Linked DNA regions of Homo sapiens: regions 2 and 3 are each linked to region 1. Evidence: chromatin contacts called from ENCODE Hi-C or POLR2A ChIA-PET data. All regions are on one chromosome and are shown on one strand. Each heading gives the region's core, a stretch centred on a gene start or an enhancer-like site at or near the end of the contact. The rest is flanking DNA. Distances are from core to core; before and after follow the strand shown.

The links. A loop is a pair of places that touch in the nucleus more often than their neighbours do. ChIA-PET counts read pairs that join two places held with the same protein, here RNA polymerase II (POLR2A). Pooled maps may share reads with other maps.
Region 2: a loop to region 1 is called in a pooled map, with 1.8 times the contacts of the local background. The contact joins two enhancer-like sites. A Hi-C loop is called at or near these places in 7 of 37 single-sample maps with no recorded cell type and 7 of 50 pooled maps. POLR2A ChIA-PET finds 5 or more read pairs at or near these places in 5 of 52 experiments (BJ, CD8-positive, alpha-beta memory T cell, Panc1 and 2 more).
Region 3: a loop to region 1 is called in a pooled map, with 2.6 times the contacts of the local background. The contact joins two enhancer-like sites. A Hi-C loop is called at or near these places in 7 of 37 single-sample maps with no recorded cell type and 7 of 50 pooled maps. POLR2A ChIA-PET finds 5 or more read pairs at or near these places in 4 of 52 experiments (CD4-positive, alpha-beta T cell, CD8-positive, alpha-beta memory T cell, HEK293T and 1 more).

Annotation. Positions count from the first base shown.
Region 1 is chr6:53,197,356-53,202,228 of GRCh38, reverse strand. No RefSeq gene overlaps it. Among named protein-coding and RNA genes, the nearest start is that of GCM1, 51 kb to the right of the region's middle. Within about 2 kb of position 2,933, at least 3 of the 41 ENCODE cell types and tissues checked have a DNase peak (open chromatin) inside an H3K27ac peak, as active enhancers do.
Region 2 is chr6:53,435,186-53,440,058 of GRCh38, reverse strand. All of the region lies in intron 1 of GCLC-AS1 (GCLC antisense RNA 1), which reads right to left. Among named protein-coding and RNA genes, the nearest start is that of GCLC-AS1, 6.1 kb to the right of the region's middle. Within about 2 kb of position 2,303, at least 2 of the 41 ENCODE cell types and tissues checked have a DNase peak (open chromatin) inside an H3K27ac peak, as active enhancers do.
Region 3 is chr6:53,408,833-53,413,705 of GRCh38, reverse strand. No RefSeq gene overlaps it. Among named protein-coding and RNA genes, the nearest start is that of GCLC-AS1, 20 kb to the left of the region's middle. Within about 2 kb of position 2,910, at least 3 of the 41 ENCODE cell types and tissues checked have a DNase peak (open chromatin) inside an H3K27ac peak, as active enhancers do.

The sequences.
Region 1 (4,873 bases), core at 1,684-4,183:
AGATTGGAAAGATTATGTTCCCGTAGGGCAAGGGAAAGCTCCCCCTTCACCCTCTGAAGGTTCACTGAAAATCAACTGGCAAAAGGCAGATTACAGCCAGGTACAGTGGTATGCACCTGTAGTCCCAACTACTCAGGAGGTTGAGGAGGGAGGATCCCTTGGGGCCAGGAGTATGAGGCTGTAATGCACTGTGATCATGCCTGTGAATAGCCAGCACACTCCAACCGGGGCGACATAGGGAGACCCCCATCTCTGTTTTTTTAAAGGCAGATTAATAGGCGAGAAGGCATACAAATTTACTTTTTCATACTTTTATATGACACAAGACCCTTCAGAATGAAGGCACAAAGATACAAGGGAAACTGTTCATTCTTATGGTTAGGTTCAACAAAGTATCAACAGCCTTGTGGAAATATAACTGGAGAAAAAGGGCGTGCTCTAAAGCTAACAGGCTGAGCGGGGAAACCCAGCAAAGCCCTTCTGTTTAGATTCCTCTTGGCCTCTCTGAGCAGCATTCCTTCCTTCTGGGTGTGGGGCAGGACCCTCTCTGGAATGGGGGTCTTATGACCTACAAACATGTAAGGTGGGTCAGATAATTTCTTTATAGTCAGTTCTTATACAGAAGGGGCAGGAGGAAAGTTAGAGTAGTATTTTTAGGTTTTGTGGCTGGTTTGGGGGAAAAGAAGTTCTGGTTTCTATGGCCTTGGGGAAGAGGGATTCTAGTTTCTATGGCTGGCCTCAGGGGAGAATGAAGGGCCAGAGACAGCAGGGCAGGAGAAGGTCAGAGAGAAACTTTTGCTTCAGGCTGCTTTTGAGGTCTTATTTTGAGGTATCACTTTCTAAGCCTCAACATTTCCATAGGAAAAATCTACATAAAAATGAAAGCTATCAACCAGACAGTGGACTGTCAGGTAGGGAAATAGGATTATCATCATCACTGTCTTCTTCATTTTCAAAACAACAGGTACTACGCCAGGTGCGAGGGCTCACACCTGTAATCCAAGCACATTGAGAGGCCAAGGCAGGCAAATCACTTGAGGCCAAGAGTTTGAGACCAGCCTGGCCAACGTGGCAAAACCCTGTCTCTACTAAAAATACAAAAGTTAGCTGGGTGTTAGCACACGCCTGTAATACCAGCTACTTAGGAGGCTGAGGCAGGAGAATCACTTGAGCTTGAACCGGGGAGGTGGAGGTTGCAGTGAGCTGAGATCACAGCACTGCAGGCCAGCCTGGGCAACAGAGACTGTCTCAAAAAACACACAAACAGCAACAACAACAACAACAAAACAATGGGTACTATTTGTTGAATTCAGATTGTGGGACAAATGTTCTTTTTTTGTTTTGTTTTGTTTTGTTTTTTTTGAGATGGAGTCTCTCTGTCGCCCAGGCTGGAGTGCAGTGGTACGATCTCTGCTCACTGCAAGCTCCGCCTCCCAGGTTCATGCCATTCTCCTGCCTCAGCCTCCCAAGTAGCTGGGACTACAGGTGCCCGCCACCACACCCAGCTAATTTTTTGTATTTTTAGTAGAGACAGGGTTTCATCGTGTTAGCCAGGATGGTCTCAATCTCCTGACCTCATGATCCGCCCGCCTCAGCCTTCCAAAGTGCTAGGATTACAGGCGTGAGCCACCGCGCCCGGCCGGGACAAATGTTCTTAATTCGCATAGCAACCTGTTGAGGGCGTTGTTATTACACTCATTTTCTTAGAAGAAAATTCAGGCTCCAGGTAACTCCATTGTCTCCAAAAACCTGTCCTCCTAACTACGATGGCAAACTTTCTCTGTAAAGCGTCGGATGGTAAATACGTTAGGTTTTGTCGGTCATGAGATCTTTGCTGAAACTTCCCACCTCTGCTGTTGGAGCAAGAAAGAAGCCATACACAGACATAAGTGAAGGCTGTGGCTGTGTTCTGATAAAACTTTATAGACACTGAAGTTTGAGTTCCATAAATTTTTCTTGTGTCACACACACAAAATATTCTGATTTTGTGTGATACATATACACCACGGAATATTACACAGCCATAAAAAGAATGAAACTGTGTCCTTTGCAGCAACGTGAATGTAGCTGGAGACCATTATCCTAAGCAAATTAATGCAGGAACAGAAAACCAAATACCACATGTTCTCACTTATAGGTACACATATTCAAAGATGGGAACAATAGACAATGGGGACTATTAGAAGAAAGGGGGAGGGAGGGGGGCATGGGGTGAATAACTACCTATTGGGTGCTATGCTCACTACCTGGGTGATGGGACCATTTGTATCCCAAACTTCAGCATCACGTGATATACCCACATAACAAACCTGCACATGTACACCCTGCACCTTAAATAAAAGCAGAAAATACATGTATTCTTATTTTGATTTTTTCCAACCCTTTACATATGTAATCATTTTTCTTAACTTGAAGGTTTACAGAATTGCCCAGGGAGCTATAGTTTGCAGACCTCTGACACGTCTCAAGTTTGACTAAGTAGTCGAAGACGCTAAACTGGCAGCACCCATCCAAGTACGTTTCTGCGGGGAGGGAATCCTACTCAGTGGACAAGAGTCTGTTGTGGAGATGGACACATTAATGCCAACATCTAATGCTTATTCAGGACCAACCATATGCCTAAGCTCCGCACTTTAACTTAGACTATCTCACGTCATCTTCAGAGGAGCTCCATGAAGTAGTTACCTCTGATTTCACCCCTTTACAGATGAAGCAATCGATCCATAAAGAAGTTAACTAGCTTGTCCAAGGTCACACAACTAGTTTGTGGTTGGGTGGGGATTTGAACTGAAAGAGTCTAATGTCGTGCTGAATGCCTTCCGTTAAACATTTAACTGTAGTCTCCCTCTCCCCTGCATTCTTACCCTCCAACCCACAGGCCTTCTCTCAGTTCCTCTCAAACTCTCACTTCCATCTGCCTCTGCTTCCGCACTGCCCAGTACTTTGAATGCTTCCTGCCACACCCATCAGACCTTTTTCTGGATCTTTTTGATTCTTCAGGTCTTAACTCAAATTTCACCTCCTTAAAGAAGCCTTCATTGATCACCCAATTGAAAGAAATAACACAGGTGCGCGCAAAACACACACAAGCATACACACAATTTCTCTGACTCTCTCCTCGTCCTATTCAACATTCTGTTTTTATAGAAGTCATGTCTATTTGAAAATTTGAAATAGTCTTATTTATTCATCTATTTTATTGTCTTCGGTTAGATTGCAAGTACTTGACTTTGTCCATCTTTTACCACATTATAATTAGTTTCTACAATGCCTGACACATTGTAGATGTTCAATATATTATTATTTTATTATTTTTTATTTTATTTTATTTTATTTTTTTGAGTCAGAGTCTCACTTTGTCGCCCAGGCTGGAGTGCAATGGTGTGATCTCCACTCACTGCAACCTCTGCCTCCCTGGTTCAAGCAATTCTCGTGCCTCAGACTCCCGAGTAGCTAGGATTATAGGGGTGCTCCACCACACCCAGTTAATTTTTGTATTTTTAGTAAAGATGGGGTTTCACTAAGTTGGCCAGGCTGGTCTTGAACTCCGTACCTCAGGTGATCCACCCACCTCAGCCTTCCAAAGTGCTGAGATTACAGACGTGAGCCACCATGCCTAGCCACATCATAGATGTTCAATACATTCTAACTCTGTGTTCTGATACTACATTTACTGAGGAGCTTTCAAACTCTATTTTAATTTCATCTATTGGGAGAGATTTGCAACTTATGAAAACTTTTGGTCCCTGTATAGGGTGGATTCTTGCAGGAGGCCAACAAATAATTATTCTGCTTAAGATGTGACTTCGAAGGCATTGACCGCAGCATGATATCTAATGATGCCTTAACCTGAGAGTTACGTTTTCCACTGGAAGTTCATAAATCAGCATTTCTGTTGCCCACTTATGAATTGTGGTTAGTCCTCATCTTCCCCAGAAAGTGTCCCTGGTCCTTGAAAATGAAAGATCATATCTGGCCATTAGGCACTTAGATGACAGATGTTTCTTCAAATAATTCCTTCCAGGATCACCCAGACATGACTGTGTTTGGCTAATTTAGGGAATGGTGCCCTTAACAATCTCTCATCTGCCTCCCCAGTCTCTCTTTTCCTCTTATCACAACCTTCCTACACTTCTCTCTCCTCCTCCCGTCTTCCAATGCAGACCTGTTCCAGGATGTCTCTCTCCTAGTTTTATTCCCTCTTACCCTATAAGATATACCTGCCATGCCTCTTATATCCCAGGGGCCTTACTTTTAAAGACCCTTCCCAGTGAACTCTCCTCGAATGTGAATAGGATCATAGATGATATGAATGTATGGAAGGTGTATGGCTTCCTTCCTTCCTGCCTGCCTTCCTTCCTTCCTTCCCTCCTTTCTTCCTTCCCTCCATCTCTGCTTCTTTCCCTCCTTCTTTCTTTCCTTCCTTCCTTTCTTCCTTCCTTCCCTTCCTTCCTTCCCTCCCTCCTTCCTTCCTTTAGTATCCCAGACTTCAGCATCACGTGATATACCCATGTAACAAACCTTCCTCCCTTCCTTTCTTCCATCCTTCCCTCGCTCCCTCTCTCCCTCCCTCATTCCTTCCCTCCTTCCCTTCTTTTCCTTCCTTCCTTCCTTCCTTCTCTTTCTCTCTTTCCCAAACTTTCTGTAAATTGCTTACATTATTTTATAATTTAAAGTTGATTTTTAGCCAGGTACGGTGGCTCACACCTGTAATCCTAGCACTTTGGGAGGCCAAGGTGGGCAAATCACTTGAGGTCAGGAGTTTGAAACCAGCCTGACCAACATGGTGAAACATTGTCTCTACTAAAAATACAAAAAAATTAGCCAGACGTGGTAGGGGGGGTGCCTGTAATCCCAGCTACTTGGGAAGCTG
Region 2 (4,873 bases), core at 1,054-3,553, 240 kb before region 1:
GACGCTATATAATTTATTCTAATGAAGAAATTTTAATAAATAAATATATCAATGCTATGTCTACATGGAAGTAATTTTTACATGTGTAAATAGATCCATACATAGTGTACAAAGTACATAAGCCATTTTTGAGGGAACTTTTATCAAATTAATTTCTTTTATATTAGACTGTCTACTGACAAACTGCTTTACTCAGCTTCCAGTTTCAGAAACAACATTTAATAATTGCTTATTCACAAAGAACAGCAGTCCCTTTATTCACTCAAAAATTTTTGGCTTACAGCCTTGTAGGCAGAGTTCACTGCACTATTTATAACTGTCCACACAAATTGGTCATAAAAGGATGGTATTTGGGGTTAGGTCATTCAGTTCCCTGCAGAACTCAGTAATAAACCTAGTAGCTACACTTAGAAATGCTACTTTATTATTTATATTTAGAGTTTTTTTCTATTTAAAGTACAACAGTTTATTTAAATCAGCAACTTATATTTGAGTAAAGCTTTTTTTTCTGTTTCCAGCAGGTAGTTTACTTAATATTCATGTGCAATATGAAATAGAAAGATTCCTGTTCTTGGAAGAAAAATCTATTAGAATCAATTTTCCCTAGTCGCTGATATATATGGAGTTTCCGTGCTTGGGCAAGTCCTTGAAAACAAATGCAGAAACAAACTTTTAAATCCTTTATAAACCCCCATCATGTGGGAATGATAATATATAATTACCTCACTTGTTAAATAGCTCTATCTGTTCCTCAAAGGTTTATTTAAATATTGTTCTTTCATGAAAGGATGTTTTAAAACAAAAATAGGGGGAAGGAGGGGAAATAGAAGTGCTCAATAAACAGGTTTATTAAGGGAAATTAAAAATCTTCGTGGTTTCATATATTCTACTGTGGACTATGAATGATGGACTTCGGTCTCGAGGTTGAATTTGGTTTTTAATAGATGTAAATTCAAATATTTGGATTTTCTGGATCTAAAGCCAAAAACTTAAACAAATGAACATTTTAAAGTAATATTTGATTATTCTCTGAAAGAAAAGTAATTCTGCCTGTCTAATCCAGTAATTTACATAATTTAGTGATTTGCTTGTCGATAATGAACAAATTGCCCTTGCCCTAGTATATTACTGTAATGGTTCATTTTCATTAAGACGTCTGTGGCTGGGCACGGTGGCACATACCTGCAATCCCAGTACTTCAAGAGGCTGAGGCGGATGGATCGCTTGAGCTCAAGAGTTTAAGACCAGCCTGGACAATATGGCGAAATCCTGTCTCTAGAAAATACAAAAAATTATCTGGGCCTGGTGGCACGTGCCTGTAGTCCCAGCTACCCAGAAGGCTAAGTGGGAAGATCACTTGAGCCCGGGAGGTGGAGGTTGCAGTGAGCCAAGGTCGCGCCACTGCACTCCAGCCTGAGCAACAGAGTGAGACCCTGTCTCAAAAAAAAAGACGTCTGCCAACTTTTCAAAAAAGGGGTAAAGCTTTTTTTCAAGTGTGCAACCTAAACAGAAAAATGCGGAGTCAAATTAAAAAACACACTAAAAAAGAAAGGCTTGCCAAATTCTAGATTCAAATGAATTGGGAAATAGATGAGTCGATGGTTCATTACAGATGTGGTACCAATGTACAGAAGTAGTCTGAAAAAGATAATTATGAAATAAGCCACAATTGACTCTGAAAGGCCACTTAGGGTAGAGCAGAGAGGATGAAATGATCATTAAAATCAATGGTTAAGGCAAAAAACATCATCTTCTAACACACATTTCCTACACCTGGTGCTGTATGTAGTCAGAAGGGGTATGTGGATAACAATGTGAAATATGGAATAAAGAAAATAATCAATATTTCAAGCCTAATACCAATGAAATCACTGGTGTTCCCTCACTCTCCCAGGAACTGGGTTCCAGAGTTTCTTACACATTCTTCTTGCAGTACTAAGTGCTCTGAAGCTCAGGGTTGTTGATGCGTGCTCCATACGGCCTGTTCTCTTCTCTGTCTCCCAGGCTCTGCCCATTACCCAGTAGTGATAAAACTAAGAAAAAGTTTTCCATCCCTTCATGGCCTCTGCAGCCCTCACTTCTTGTGATTGGAGTCAATCTTCCTGTTAACTTTGTGACATATTCTTCCTCATGTCATTACTGTCATAAGTCTAGTCACTTCTAAGGATATTCTACTGCCCTCCTGAGAAAAAGAAAATTTTCTCCACAAGGATTTCAACACTTTTGTAAGGCCTCAGGCAAAAACTTGGCCCCATTTTGCTTGTTGCACCTGGTGCCACTAGATAGCGCTCTCATTTTATTCTTCCCAGTCTACCATCGTCACCAGTTTACATGATGCTTAGTCATACATCTGTCCATGGATACATAATAGCATTTTTCAGTGACCACCAGAGTCAGTAACTGTGCTCAGTCCTGGAAATTTAATGTCGAGCAAAGTCAAAACCAACCTCAGACCTTTTGGAACTTCCTTTCTAGGGAGAGGGGAGATATGGATCCAATAACCACCAAATGCATAATTAGAAACTATGTTAAGTGTTGTGAAGGAAAGGCTCAGAAAGCTGTTAGAGCATATATGAGGATACTCATCCATCCTGGCAGAAATGAGGGGTTTGTTCCAGGGAAGGCTTCCCTAAGCAAGTAACATTCATGCTGATATCTGAGTTTTCTATGCAAAAAGAAGAAAGAAGGTTTCAGGCAGAAGCAAGAATATGTGTTAACTCCATGACACATTCAGTAATGAAAGAAGGTTAGTGTGTAGGAGCTAAATACATCTGGAAACGTTGGGAGGTACTGAAAATCTACACATTCTGGCCAGGAAGTTAAGAAACAAAGCTGTTCAGCACCCTCCTGATTTTCTCAAATATCTCAGTCCTGAAACTGTCAACTTTCTCCATTCTAAGAGGCCCAACTAGGGGAGTCCTTGCTAAGCAGAACCCCCACCACTCCAGACAGATAGTATTGTGACCACGAAATCAGCTTCCTTCTGGTAGAGTACATCATGTGCAACTTTAAAGTTGCAATGTGTAATCAGAAAGGATTCTGACAGCAAAGGGTGGTGCAGTATCCCAGACTGGCAAGATCAAAGAGCTGTTACTATTCCTAGCCTAAAAGAGAATGGAGGGGGAAAAAAAAGCAGTTTTTAGAACTGGTATAGGTTAACTGTATGGAGAGGGCACTCGACAAGAGACACCACGTTTGATAAAAGAATCAGCCAATCTGTGATGGCCTCTTAGGGAGGCAACTGGGAAGAGAAAGAAACCAATCTGTCCTCCCACTCTCCAATCTCTTGTCACTGTTGGAACCCAACTGGAAGCCAGAGAGCAAGGACACCCACATGGGTCATTTTCCCAAGACATATAGCAGAATGTAAAATGGTGAACGGGCATACCCGATGGTAGTCAGGAGAGTTAAAGCATAGTGCCCAGTTTCAAATCTTAGAGGTGCCACTGAGAAGGGGCGTGGTCTTAGGAAGGTTAACTCATCTCTCCATGCTTCAATTTCCTCATCTTTAGAATGGAAATAATGCCAATAATACATTGGTTTGTTTTAGAGATTCATAAAGTGCTTAGAGTAGTGCCTGGCACATGGCTAGTGCTTACAAATATTCTTAATTTTTCTCTTAATTCATTTTACAGAAGAAACTGCAATTTAAAGAAGATAAATGACTTATTCAAGATCCCATTGCCAGAAGGGGCATAATCAAACCCAGAATCCAGGCCTTCTGGTTCTTGTCTTAGCACTGTTCTCTTCCCCAAGCTGTCTCTTCCACGCCCTTCTCCAGAATCACCACCATAATTATTACTGAACTGACTAATTCAGTGAGCACATTCTAAATTTCTTTCTGTTTGTTGGTTTATGGAATATTCACACTTTAAAAAATTTATTTTTTAAATAGGAAACTATTCCTCCTATTCTCTATAGCTTAATGCAAATAGAAACCTGAGCCCCTTCCTCACCCAGTTAACTTGGAATTATAGACCCTATCATGGTAAATGTGAGGTTGATGACAACGGGGCCTTTTTGGACTTCTCAGTGGAAAACTCTCAGCTGTACAGTCAACTTGGGAGCCTCTTAGGTTTTCTCATATACTCAAAGAAGAACTGAGGGATGACAGGTTAGATTTAACTAACTGAAATGCCTCAGAACAATTAATAACCCAAATAATTGGAATGGGTGGAACCAACCATCTTCTCGGTCTTAGGAAACATCCTACTAGAAGTTCCAGATCTGAGACAAGTATTCACAAGCTCACCCAGTGTTTATGTCAGTGGCCCTACCACACGATGAGACAACCAGGAATGAGATCTTAACTTTATCTTTGCCTCTGCTCTGTTGCTTGTTCCCCAAGTTCACCAGGTCACTAAGTCCTATATGTGTAAAGTAGCCAAGTAATTTATCATCTAAGTTAGGATGCTGTTGAGATAAGGGGGTAGTATTAACTATTACACTGGGAAAACAGGCACAAGCATGAACTCTCCTGGGCAAATTGGGACATATAATCATCCCAATCTTAGAGCACTTTGACTCCTATCACATCCTCCCTCATGACGTACATGCTACTGTAAGAAAAAGTCTAGTTATATCCTTATATCTAACTGTACAGAATAGACTTATTGTTGTAATCATTATATAAAAACAATGTATTAAGACTTACATGTTTACCATTTTCTCAGCCTTTTTTTTTTTTTTTTTTTTTTTTTTTTTAGATGGAGTCTCACTCTGTGGCCCAGGCTGGACTGCAGTGGTGTAATCTCGGCTCACTGCAACCTCCGCCTCCTGGGCTCAAGTGATTCTCCTGCCCCAGCCTCCTGAGTAGCTGGGATTACAGGTGCACACCACCACATCTGGCTAATTTTTGTATTTTTAGTAGAGA
Region 3 (4,873 bases), core at 1,661-4,160, 210 kb before region 1:
GGAGTAGAAGTCCTAGACCAGTGAAAGCCAAGTCAGCTTCATCAACTTGGCTGAGCAGCCCAGGCAACATGTGTCCCTGCCAAGTCGCCCTCACAACAAATCACATAGCCAGAAAATATGTGGATAATTTTTGTTCTGATTCCAAATCACTTGTTCTTTCCACTTATCCTGTTTTGAACAATAGCCCCCTGTGAGAACCTGATGAAAACTATGAATAAATCCTCCACCCGTTACCACTACCACCACAATATACTCACAAGCCTACTGTACATAATTCCACGGGGCTCAGAGGTCCCCGTCCAAACCCTGTCCAAGCATCCCAGAATAATAAGCTCTGCAGTATAGTTCATTGGCTCCCCTCTATGCACCAAAACCATAACATGGAGAGAATAAGATCAGTTTTCTTTATGTCATTGAAATTCTGTGAAGATGAAAGGAGATGGCATTGGTGAAACTGCTATATGAATGGAGGGCATTACTGTTAAATTCAGACAGGGTTTAAGGGCCTATAATGTCAGTGCTCATGCCTTAGAGGGAATCGTTTTAACTGAAGACCTAATCAGAGATTTACCAAGAAACCAAACAGCCCAAGTAGTTTTCAAGTGATATAAGAAATGTTTGAAAACCTATTCTAGAAAAGTGTTTCTCAATATTGGCTGCATGTTGGATTTACATAGAGAACTTTTTAAAATTCAGATGAAATAGCACAACCCCAACTCAGGGGATTGGGCAATATCTAGAAAATTTGCACAAGACTTTTGACCTAGCAATCCCACTTCCAGAACTCAATATCAGAGATACGATGGTACATTTCCCAAGGGAAGTGAGCACAAGGCTATTTATTGCTGTGCTATTTCCAACAGTAAATGCCCAGAAACAACCCAAGTATCCAGAGAGGAAAGAATTAATTTGCCCAAGACAAACCCTGTGCAGGCTAGTCTCCCAGAAAAGGAAAGGGCCTCTTGTGAAGCTCCCTGGAAACCACTGTGACCCTGTGCTTAAGACAATCAATTCTGGTTGACTTAGATTCCAGAATCTCCCTCACCCCCATGATGCTAGTGCTGGGGCTGGAAGTCCTTCAGTCCTGAAAATGCACATGGAAAATCTTGCCACTCATATGCTACCTAATAAAAGAGCTGAAATTGTTAGGCTTGGACGCCAGCCCTCTGATTGCACTATGAGAGGGGGTGGTGATTCTCCCAACCTGGAAACTGATCTGACAGGATAGGACCAGAGACCAGGTGATACCACCCCACATTGCTGTGGCACCCAGGTGTGATCATGGGGGATGGGCCAATACTTCATCTTAAATGCCTCACAACACAAGGATGAGGATGTCTTGTGTTTAGTTCTGTCTAGGATGGACAATGGGACACCAACCCTGTGTCCATGAATGTTTTCTCATGGATCTTGTGCTAGTAAGCCTGACATAACTCTACGTAGCCAATTTATCCATTTTTGCACTCAACTAGTGCAGTGAGCTGGGCATCTGGCCAAGCAGCCACCATACGTTTCTGGAAGGAAATCGCCACAGTTTGAATGTGTCCCCTGCAAAGTTTGTGTTTTGGAAACTTAATCCCCAATGCAACAGTGTTGAGAGGTGGGAGCTTTAAGAGGTTATTAGGGTCATGAGGGCTCTACCCTCATGAACGGACTATTGTTATTGTGGGAGAGGGTTCCTAATAAAAGAATAAATTCAGCTCCCCTTCCCCTCTTCCTTCTCTCCCTCTCACCTTTCTGCCTTCCACCATAGGATGACACAACAAGAAGGCCCTGGCCAATTGCAGTCTTCTCTATCTTGGACATTCCAGCCTCCACAACTATAAGAAGGAAATAAACCTCTGTTCTTTATAAGTTATCCAGTCTCAGTATCCTAATAGAGCAGCACAAAATGGATTAAAGTAGTAATCAACAGATCAGAGATCAAAGTCCAACTAGGTAGCAGGACAAATCCTCTTGGAGCAACATGGCCAGCTGTTGGGATAGTTAATCACTAATTGCTCATGGAAATCCCATAAAGTCTTCAGCAGCAAGAGACCCAGGGAGTAAGGCCTCCTGGAATAGAATTCCTTTGTTGTTATTAATGACCTGGCAGGAGTTTCCCAGGAAGGGGTAGCTTCATTGACGAGAAGGCTGAACCGGCACCCATGATAACAGTACAACCTCCTTGTGATGACTAAAGAATTTTCACTTCAGCCTGACCACTTGCTACTCAAGATACAGGAATGTTAGAGGCAGGCAAAGAACATCCTAAAGACTGAGATAAGGCAGATCCCAAAATTTTTACTACTTTTAGAATAAAATTGTAAAATAGGTAAGATGAAACAAATGAAGCTAAACATATTTTACTTAGATCCATTATCTCATTAAAAGTTACAAAATGGCTATAATCGAATTATTTTATTCCTTTTTCATTTATTAGTTAGAATTTTTCTATAAAGAACTTTTCTTCATCCACTCCTTGTATATCTTGAGGTACAGTTCATACGAGAAAGACAGAGAAATTCTAGGCTTATCTCCTTTCCTGCTCCAGACTTGGACTGTTCATTTCTCCAAGGAGCTTGGGGATTTTTTTGGTGAGAAGCAATGTTTAGAGACTACAGTCTGGGCTTAAAGGTGCCATTGCTCCCAAATTGATTATTTTGTATAAGCCTTTTCTGTGAACAGTTAAGAAATATGAAGTTTTTTAGAGGAGAAAATGCAGACAGTCCCCGACTTGGTTCTCAGCTTTACAATGGTGCAAATGCTATACGCATTCAGTAGGAACTGTCTTTGAATTTTGAATTTTGATCTTTTTCCTGCGAGCAATATGTAGTACAATTCTCACTCGCAATGCTGGGTGGCGGCAGTGAGCCACAGCTCCCAGCCAACCACATGGTCACAGGGGTAAACAGCCGATACTCTACAGTGTACTACTGTGTTGCCAGCATTTTTTGAATATTGAGTCTTGTGTTTCCACATCTTACCATGTCTACAAAATGCCCATCCGTGTTCTCCTGCTTCTGATAAGAAGAGGAAGGCAAATTACTTCTGAGTTTCTCAAGATAAAACTCAAGAGTAATTGCCCAGCATGAACGTGACAAGCCAGTAATAGCCACTGCATTTGAATTAGGACTTTCACATCCACAATCTCAACCATCTCAAAGGATAAGAAGTGAATCAGTGATGCAGTGAAATCATCCATATTGGTTAAATTCACTGTTGTTAGGAAGAAAAGAGCTGCGCCAACTGATGATATGAAAAAATACTTGTCACATGGATGGAAGACCAGATACAGAAGTATCAGATATAGTTTAAGTACCACTTAAACCGCAGACAATCCAGGCTAAGGCAAGAATTTTTTTATTTATTTATTTTTTTTTGAGACAGAGTCTTGCTCTGTCACCAGGCTGGAGTGAAGTGGCGCGATCTCAGCTCACTGCAACCTCTGCCTCCCAGGTTCAAGCCATTCTCCTGCCTCAGCCTCCCGAGTAGCTAGGATTACAGGTGCCCACCACCATGCCCAGCTAATTTTTGTATTTTTAGCAGACATGGGATTTCACCATTTTAGCCAGGATGGTCTCGATCTCCTGACCTCGTGATCCACCCGCCTCAGCTTCCCAAAGTGCTGGGATTACAGGGGTGAGCCACCGCACCCGGCCTCTACTCTTTTTTATACACTAAAAAACATTCTGATGATCCCACCTATATGCAAATATTTATAGCAAGTCATGGGCTGTTCCAGTGCTTCAAATGGCTCATAATTTTCATAATGTGAAGATCAGCAGTGAGGCAGCAAATGCCATATTGAATGTCTTAAAGCTTTAAAAAAGAAAAGAAAAGAAAAAAAGAGCTGCATAGGATAATTGTGGATGAGAAATATTTACCAGAACAAATGTTTAATGCCAATGAAACAAACTTTTTCTGAAGTTTGTTTCAGAAACAGAATGTTTGTATGCTGGAGCATACATACATTCATCGCACATCCAAGACAATGCCAAGATTCAAGGCATACAAAGACCATGTAATGCTGCTTTTGCCTGGAAATGTTTCAGAGTTCAAATTAAAGCATTTTCTAATCTACAACTTGGAGAACCCTATAGCATTCAAGAATGTGAACAGGCAAATACTTCCATTTCTTCTCATCATTAAAGAAAGCCTGGATGACCGGTTTTCTTTAAAAAAAAAAAAAAAAAAAAAAAAAAAAAAAAAAACTTGTGAAGAAGAGAAAAATGAGTAAGGAGGAATCTCTAGATTAAAAGAAATGTAAGAGGCGTGTTAACGAAATGCAGTGTATGGATACTACTTAGACCTAATTCAAATAAAACGGCAGCAAAAACTTTTCATAAGATAATTGAAGTCTGGGTGCGGTGGCTCGCACCTGTAATCCCAACACTTTGGGAGGCTGAGGCAGGCGGATCATTTGAGGTCAGGAGTTGGAGACCAGCCTGGCCAACATGGTGAAACTCCATCTCTACTAAAAATACAAAAATTAGCCAGGTGTGATGGCACACCCCTGTAATCCCAGCTACTCAGGAGGCTGAGGCAGGAAAATCACTTGAACCCAGGAGGCAGAGGTTGCAATGAGCAGAGATCACACCACTGCACTCCAGCTGGGCCACAGAGCAAGACTTGGTCTCAAAAAAAAAAAAAAAAAAAAAGACTATTGAGGAAATTTGACAACTGGCAGGTTATTGATGATGTAAGCAATTTTATTTATTGTTTTAGGTATGATCAAGATATTGTGTTTTGAAAACAATTTCTAAAGCTATATATCAAAGAAATAAAAAATGAGATTATATACTTTTTAAATTATTTTATTCCATAAAATAATTTAATAGTTGGAGTGAGGGAGGGAAGTTATAAAAGAAATAAGATTGGTCATGATTTGATA